3 separate regions of the Mus musculus genome follow, and regions 1 and 2 are each linked to region 3. The links are chromatin contacts, found by POLR2A ChIA-PET in ENCODE. All regions are on one chromosome and are shown on one strand. The core of a region is the stretch at or near the end of the contact, and the rest is flanking DNA. Distances in the headings are between cores, read along the strand shown. Region 1 holds the start of 2900024J01Rik (a long non-coding RNA gene). Region 2 holds the start of H3f3a (H3.3 histone A). Region 3 holds the start of Lin9 (lin-9 homolog (C. elegans)).

Region 1 (2,745 bases), core at 74-2,573, 140 kb after region 3:
TTGGTGAACCCTACCTTAAGACGCCAGATTCTGGCACAGTCCCCTGTCAAGCTAGTGCAAGCCATCTGGGAGAACCACATGGGCCCTGAGCTTCCAAGAGACCCTGAAGGCTGGAAGGCGGACATTAGGAAATAAATACTTTACCTCTGTCCTTCCGTGTCTCAATACTGGTGACTTGTGGGCACTGCCCTCCACGCAGAGCTGGACAGAGTCCCTGCACAGAATAGGCCTGGTCATCCTGAGCAAGAAGATTAACAGAGCGGGGCAGTGGTGGTGCACACCTTTAATCCCAGCACGTTGGGAGGCAGAGGCAGGCGGATTTCTGAGTTCGAGGCCAGCCTGGTCTACAGGGTGAATTCCAGGACAGCCAGGGCTACACAGAGAAACCCTGTCTCGGGAAAGAAGAAGGAGGAGGAGGAGGAGGAGGAGGAGGAGGAGGAGGAGGAGGAGGAGGAGGAGGAGGAGGAGGAAGATGATTACCAGAGCACCCTGCAGAGGACTCTAGAATTCTGAGGAAGAGACGGTGTGACACAGGGACTTTAATTCATACTCTGGACAGTTAACACTTGAGGTGTCCAGGGATCACCACTTCAGGGATGACTAAATTACTGCTTATCTACATAAACACCCAAAAGAGTCATAAATTAAGGTTCTTTTGCAAAGTGATTTATGTACCATATGTGACCTGAGAGAAAGAGTGATCTGGCTGGCACTTCTGGCCCAAGGAACTTCTGAAAATCCAGCGAGCTGTGGTCTGGGGCTGGAGCTGCCGGTCGTGTGGTTCCGGGGCCGCTACTGCAGGAAAACAGCTGTGCTTCTTTCTAAGAGATCCTGTTGTACACACCAGGCCTTGCACTGAGTAACAAAACAACACTACGACCTCTAATGTCTGTGTCTGTGACTGGAGACAGTCTTGCAAGGTGGTGGCGAGGAGGCCACAAGCTTTCGAATATCAAATTTCTGCTGCAGCGCCTTGCGGCTGTGAAACCATAGCAAGGTCAGAACCAGGGTCCCAACCTCTCCAGGGCCCCGAGGCTCATGGTCTCCCACTGCAGGAGCATACCTGCTTCCGGGACCAGCTTTCTTTTGGGGGAACGGCGCGGCCTAGCGGCCTCTGGTAACCGATGCAAGGATCCCTCTCTTCCCTCTCCCTTCCCCCTCCCGAGTCCCAGCTCTTGGTTTGCGCCTTGGCCTCGGGATCTTCCGGGTCCCACCGCGCGCTGCTCGCGGGCAAGCCGCTGGGCTCTGGCGCCTTGAGCATCCGAGCAGGTCCTGCCCCCGCCGTAGGCGTGGGGACCTAGAGCTGCCCTCCGCTCCTTGTCCCGGGCCAGAGGCGGACACTAGGCGGTAGAAGCAGCTGCAGGGTCTGCCCTGCCCCCGCCCCGCGCGGAGAGCTGCTGCCAGGAACAGCAATATTAATAGGTACAAACTTCCTGGAAAGATTTTCGTCTTCGCGGTAAATGACCCCTCCTTGTCTGCCGGGGCAGGCGACGGGGAAGCCTGGGACCCACAGGAGCCAGGGACATTTGGGACCCATGGAGCTGTGGCTCACGAGAGCTGAGGTTCATTGGTTGGGGACCCACTCGGTGGGCAGGTCACAGACACCGTAGGGCAGGGCTGGGCTCGCCTTGGTAAATTAGGCGTTGGAGCCGCGACGCCCGATTGCCATTCCTCGGGAGCGCGCACGCCCTGGGCCACCCCGCCCGTATGCAGCGGCCGTAGCTCCTCCTCCGGATCGGGCTTCGGGGACCTTTGGTCACTTAGGAGCACCCAAACAACTCTGCAGCTGGTGCCCATAGGTGCGCGTCATTCCTTTCTCTAGAATTACCTGGCCCAGAAGCAGTTGTAGCCAAAGCCACCTCTCTCTTTCCCAGTCGCCAAGAGAGGACGGATCAGGAAGCGTCCCACCGGCCGCTTGGGCGCTGTGTGGTCAGTCCATGCCTGCATCTTGCGGATAGTCAGGTCCCAGTGCCTCCGCAGGAGGCTCACTCCCCGTACGGTGGCTGGAGTTCCCAAACCCTTTTTTTTTTTTACAACTCTGGACAGGGCGCCTGTTCTAGATTGGTTGGAGGTGTTTTCCCACCTGAAAGTCATCATTCATTGAAAATATTTATTGAAGCCGATGTGGTGGGAAGCTTGTAATTCCAGCACTCTGGAGGCAGAGGGAAGAGGATCTCCCATAGGTAAAGTTAGCCAGGTACTGAGCCCTTGACTTAAACAAACAAATTATCGCTACAAAGCAAACACAAAAATCCTCTTTCCCAAAACTTGAAAAAAAAAAAAAAAAGACAGAATTGAAACATACATGTGGGCAGATGGCCATGGAAGCTCACGGGAGGAGAGGCAGGAAGAGGATGGAGCAGGACAGAGCTGTGTAGACGTGTTTAGTGTTGGGACTGGGTGGTTGGGAAAGAGCAAGCCAGCCTCACAGGCTCACTCCCAAAGATGAAGACTGGCCCTGCTGGTTCCACCGGTGGTGTGGGAGTCAGAACGGCAGTTTGGGGCATGCTGGGTTTGATGCACACATTGGACATCCAAGGGTAGGGCGGAACAGATACTGGTCAGACAGGTCTCCATGCGAGATGCGAGACAGGGGAAAACACCTGAAGGAACCACCAGCCAGCCACCTCTGCTTATGGAGTGCGTGACGGTACAGTATGCGTAGGTGTAGCTAGCTTGAAACTCTCTGTAGATCAGGCTGGCCTCGATGGAAAGATCAGCCTGCCTCAGTCTCCTGAGTTGCTG
Region 2 (2,700 bases), core at 70-2,569, 170 kb after region 3:
AATGAACGAAGCCACAAACACAGAAAGGTCGAGTCAAATTACAGCCAAAAAAAAAAAAAAGAAAAAGAAAAAAAAGAAAGAAAAAGGTTTCAGCGCCCCCCCCCCGCTCGGTTTGCTGCCCCCCTCTCGCGCCTGGCAGTTGGGTTGCTGTAAATATCTAAAAACATTCTTGAGGTTTGTTTCTTTATAGTTATGTTGACAAAAAGGCGTCTCGAAATGCAAGAACAACAGCCATCGCCAGTGAGCATTCCACAAAGCCCGTCCCCCTCCCGGGCTTCGCTATGGAAGCCGACTGCCCCGCACCCAGGCTTAATTAGCGCTCGACACCGGCCGCCCGGCCCACCCAGCACCACATAAACTTTTGGTTCTGCCTCCCCTGGGTCCCTAGGTTCGGGGTACCGGACCTGCCCGTCTCGGTCCCCGCACCCCGCGCTGGCAACGAGCGACTCGGCTCCCGAAGACTAGCACAAAATGGAAACAATTGGAAACGTATCCGATTCCCTTCCAGAGAGACAAACAGCAAATCGTTCGAAAATACCCCATCCCCTGCCACGTGCCGCTCTCCAAAAATGCAAAAGTTCTTTTTTTTTGTTTTCTGCATTTCATAAGCATCGTTTCTTTTTCTCCAAAAAAGGCAAAAAAATGTTCTTAAAATTTTTTCCTTCCATTTTAAAATGGGGAAGAGAGAAACGGGGGGAAAAAAAATATGGTCGGTGACCAGAGAAGAGAGACAAGATGGTGAAGCTCAGGCACAACTGTGGAGAGGCAGCAAAAAGCGAGTTAGCCCGGGGTGGAAAGCGGCGGCGATTTTACCCCCTTTGCGCCCGAAAAACTGGGGCCTGGGACCCGGAGGCGGCAGTTAAGAGGCTCGCGCGGGACATGGTGAAGGTCTGGGGTCCCGGGAAGGGGCAGCGGGAGGGATTTCACCGAAGAAAGAGGAGCCCGCGGCGCCGGAGGGAGACAGGCTCGACGCCGCGGCGGTGCCACTGCTGGGCTGAGACGGAGAGACCGGGGAGCCGCCGCCGCCACCGCCCGCGGAAGGCAAACTCGCTCCCCATCTCCATTTCTGCGCCAAAAAGTTTGCGGGTCGAGCCCGGGGGGACTGTGGGTGCCTCCGTGGGCCCCTACGAGGCCGACGGCGAGCGGAGCCCGGCTCCGGGAAGGCGGGCAAACGGAGAAACTTACCCCCCTTCTCCTTCGGCTGGAGCTCGGCAAGCGAGAGGCGGCGCTGGCGTTGGAGAGCGGCAGCGGCGCGGCGAAGGCTGCGAACACAATTGAAAGATGGCTGACACCGAGGCTTTCCCCTACACACGCCGCCCCGCCCCGCGCCGCGCTCCAGCCAATCACACACAATGGAGGGAAGGCTCGGCCCCGCCCAGGGCCCCCGCGCGCCCCGCCCCTCCCCTCCCCCCGCGCGCTCGTTCGCTGGCGCGCGCTCGCTCCTCCCCCGCGCGCCGCCCGCCCATTCCTCCCGCCGCCTCTCGCGGTGTGTACAAACACAAAAGACACGCCGAGGGGCCCGCCGAGGGGCCGTCTGCCCTAGTCCGTCCCCGGCCCACACTCCCTCCCCGTCGGACGCAGGCGTTAAGTGAGCCCCCGAAGCCCAGCTTTGGGGTGCACAGCGGGGGGTGTGGGGGCGGGGAGGGCGGCGCGGGCTGCGGACCAGCGCCCGGCCTGCGGGGGGAGGGGCATCGCCCCCGCGCGCGCCCCCGAGGTTCCCGGCCCGTGTGGGGGCGGGGAGAAGGCCGGGACCGTACGGTCGCCGCGCCCCAGTTGAAAACGCGCCCAAGCGGGAAGCTAGCTGGCAAAGTGGAAGCCCCAGTCCCGCGCCCACTTTCGGACCGCGCGGCGCGCCAGGGGCGGGGGACCCGCGGGCCTCTTCCCGCCTTCGCTCCCCGCCGAGCGCGGGCCGGTCCGGAGGCTCGGGCCAAGTCGCCTGAGGACAAGTCGGTCGCAGACTCTAGCCCCGGGAGAGGAGGGGCAGCCTGCGGGGCAGTGCGGAGACTGTCAGCGCGTCGCAGGTGGTGGCACCGGGGCCGAGGGACAGGGCTCGCCCTCTTCCTAGGCCGCGGTTCTTGGTGCAAGATGGCTGTTATTTTGTAAGCCTCTGAGACAATGTGCAACACAGCTGTAGCAGTCTAAGGCAGAGTAGGCCTTTCCACCCCTTCGCTGTTTGGAGGAGCGCTGCAGAAATCTCGTGACATAAGAGTCTAATGTCAGACACAGGAGGCTGAAACGGCAGGTAGAAGGAAAAGCTGTTTCCCGCTTTCCTTCTGCCCAGTAGCTTGGGCAACAGACTGCATAGCTCAAGTTCTCATTAAGTGACCCACAAACATCTGAACCGTCCCCAGGTGGTATTGACCAGGCTACACAACTCTGGGTGAAGGCTTTCGGTAGAAGAGTCACAAAGGTCCCGTAGGGTACTGATGAAGGACAGTAGCATACATGTAATCTGAAGACCTCTCAAAGCAGTCTTATCATGAACATTATCCTGAAACAGATATGTGGAAATCAGATATGAGAGAAGAAATGGATTTGGCCAAGGTCACTGAACTGAGGAACAGACCCTAGAGGGAAAAAAAACAACAACCCAGGCCTCCTGTTTCATTATTATTTAATGAGTGTTAAGTGTTGATGAACACATGCAATCTGCGATACTACCCTAAATGCACATATGCAAAAAACCCTCCACAGAGCTGC
Region 3 (2,700 bases), core at 150-2,649:
GGGGGGTTAGATTCTCTCAGAAGGCTAGGTTACTTTGTTACAACGTTTTACTTCCCGCCCACCTCCTCCCCCACTTACCCTGGGCCCAGAAGGGCCAGCACCCATGTGCTTCTCTTGCTCGCACTAGTCTTTCCCCTCACCTCTCGAAAGGTGGATTTTCCATCCTGCCCCTCCCTCCACCCCAGATTCAGCGGTACTCCCTACTGTCTATAAACTGGAGGCTGTAGCAGCAAACAGCTGGCTGCAAGGAGCCATTATAAGTTCTTTCCACTCATTAAGCAAGAGTGGAATTTTTGCCTGCATTTTACTGAGGAGAAGTTGAAGCACAAGTATTAAGCTTGCCTGGGACTGATACAAGTAGCAGCCCAAGTTGCACCCTTAACTTTCACAGCCTGCTGCCCTTTTCCTGAGCCTGAAGTCTTCCACTCTATTGCTCGCCCAAGAGTCTCATCTTGTCTTTCTCCAACCTGTGCCTCACATTCTTGAATGTGTTCTAGAAAAGAAATGAAAGCCTGCCCTTCGTACTACTTAAGACCTCGCTTTATTCTTTTTACCAAGCCCAACTTAGCCTGGGCTGGCCTGTCTAGATCTGCTCTCACCTCACTGAACCATCTTTAAACTTTTTAGTTTGTGGAAGTCACTCATCCACTCGTTTTTGTTTTGTTTTAAATTCTCCATTCGCCGACTACCCCCTCCTCATAAATCCCTGGAGAATAGACCCACCCCGGAGATCAACCACGCTTGTAAAAATAGTAGTTGAAAAGCCACCGTGGTTTAAATACTAGAAAGTGTTACAGATGGGAACCGTGAAATCTTTCCCGGCTTCTTTCAGCAAGGGAGGAATCCCCATCCAGTTTCATTACACTTGGCTAGTGTCACTTGTGTCTTCCCCAAGCATCCTTAGTCACTGTGAGGCTCCCAGCTCACTACCGGTCTCGGGTGGAGCGCATTAGAGAAAGAAAGCAGGACAGTTCACTAGCCCTCGGCCTACACCAACTTGGTGACCTCTCAAGGTCTCGTCCCGGCCGCTCGCAGCTCAGGTTCCGGCCCGGGCCGCCCGGACCCCGCGTCCGTGACCTGCAGGCGAAGCGGACGCCGCGGCCCGGGCACTCGGTGGGGGGGAAGGGCAGGGGCCGGGGCGCCGGAGAAACGCGATCTGGGGAGCCGAGTCCACGTTACTTTGGGCAGAGCCCCCTCCGTGCCAAGCGACCAGGAACCCAGGTCTCGTCCGCCGCGCCACCGGCCCGGGCCTGCGTCCCGCTCCCCTCGGGAACCGGCCTGCAGTTCCCGCAGCCGCAGCGCGGGCCGCGCGCCGGGAGCGAGCGCAGGCGAGGGGGGCGGCGCGGGCGGGCGCATCGGTGCTGGCGCCGCGCCCCCCGCGCTCGGCCCTACCGGGCCTCTCGGCGAGGCGTCCCCTGTCCTCCTCCGGGCCCGGCCCGGGGTGCGGGCGAGGCCCCGAGGCCCCCTCCCGCCGGGCTCGGGCGGAGCCGGACGGCCTGGCGGGAGCAGGCGCCGCGGGCCGCGAGCTCCTCATTCGAACCTCCCTCGCAGACAGTCTCCGCCCCACAATGCACCGGGGCGGGCAGCCTTTGAAAAAGCGGCGCGGCTCGTTCAAGATGGCGGAGCTCGACCAGTTGCCTGACGAGAGTAAGTAGCGTCTCAGAGCAGCCCTCCTTCCCGCCGGTTGCCCGTCCCGGGGTCGCACCGGCCGAGTCCGGTTGCCGGGCAGGTGGGATGGCCGCCAGCCCACCGCAGTCCCCGGCCTTCCTCCTCAGGCGCTGCCGCCGCGTCGCCGCCTTTGTTATGGTGTCTTGTGTGTCTGTTTCTGGGGTTGTGCGAGCGCCAGCGCCGGAAACCGAAAGCCCGGGAGTCCAGCCTGTCCTGACGGAGTCGGCGGCTGCTCTCCCGGAGCGACTGCTGTCGCCGGCCGGGGTGGGCGAAGAGCGGCCCCCCAGTTGCGGGCGCCGTCCTCCTCGCCCGCCCGGTTATGTAACTCGCCGGCCGGGGGCCGGGAGGGCTCGGGCTGGGCACCGGGGACACAGCCCCTCTTGGTGCCCCGGGCCTCCGATCTGATCCTCTGACGGCTCCTGCTTCTGCAGGCACTTGTGATCGCTCCCCCCGACCCCCCGCGTCCATCCTGGAAGTGTTTTCTTCCGTGTCACACAGGCTTGGCCCCTTCCCCTGGGACTACAGGTGGCCCTGGACCTTTCCGGAGATGATCCAGCCGGGATACAGTGCCGAGGTAGCCCCATTCCCAGTCTCCCTCCTGAGTGGATGTGTCTCTAGACTGTGGGGTGGGCATTACACACGGATGTGAGCACCGCAGCCCATATAAGTATGTTATTCTGCCTGACACCCACCCCTGTTCACTGCCTCACTTCTCCTTCTATACTCACAACCTCTGAGACGGATGTTCACCTGTCCGCAGACAGTAAAGCCAGCTACTCTGCGACCTAAGGACAAGGGAACAATTTTGTAATTTTCATATTGCACACATTATTAAAAGGCATTTTAGTTACAAAATGGTCTTGAAGCAACACGTACTCTGTGGTGTGTATTTGTAGCCCTTGGTCAACGAAAGGTTCGCAGGTGTGGTGGCGCACATCTTTAATCTCAGCACTCGGTAGGAAGAGGCAGGTGGATCTCCGAGTTCGAGGCCCACCCAGTCTACATACCAAGCTCCAGGACAGCCAAGGCTAC

The links. ChIA-PET counts read pairs that join two places held with the same protein, here RNA polymerase II (POLR2A).
Region 1: POLR2A ChIA-PET joins it to region 3 with 15 read pairs in Patski. The contact joins the promoter of 2900024J01Rik here to the promoter of Lin9 in region 3. POLR2A ChIA-PET finds 5 or more read pairs at or near these places in 3 of 5 experiments (Patski and embryonic stem cell).
Region 2: POLR2A ChIA-PET joins it to region 3 with 13 read pairs in embryonic stem cell. The contact joins the promoter of H3f3a here to the promoter of Lin9 in region 3. POLR2A ChIA-PET finds 5 or more read pairs at or near these places in 4 of 5 experiments (Patski and embryonic stem cell).

Annotation. Positions count from the first base shown.
Region 1 is chr1:180,776,638-180,779,382 of GRCm38, forward strand. 2900024J01Rik (a long non-coding RNA gene) reads left to right here and starts at 1,324. Exons shown (of 3, transcript XR_373751.4): 1 at 1,324-1,422.
Region 2 is chr1:180,812,286-180,814,985 of GRCm38, forward strand. H3f3a (H3.3 histone A) reads right to left here and starts at 1,320. Exons shown (of 4, transcript NM_008210.5): 1 at 1,186-1,320.
Region 3 is chr1:180,639,751-180,642,450 of GRCm38, forward strand. It overlaps Lin9 (lin-9 homolog (C. elegans)), which reads left to right and starts at 1,400. Exons shown (of 15, transcript NM_001103182.2): 1 at 1,400-1,647. The coding sequence starts at 1,569.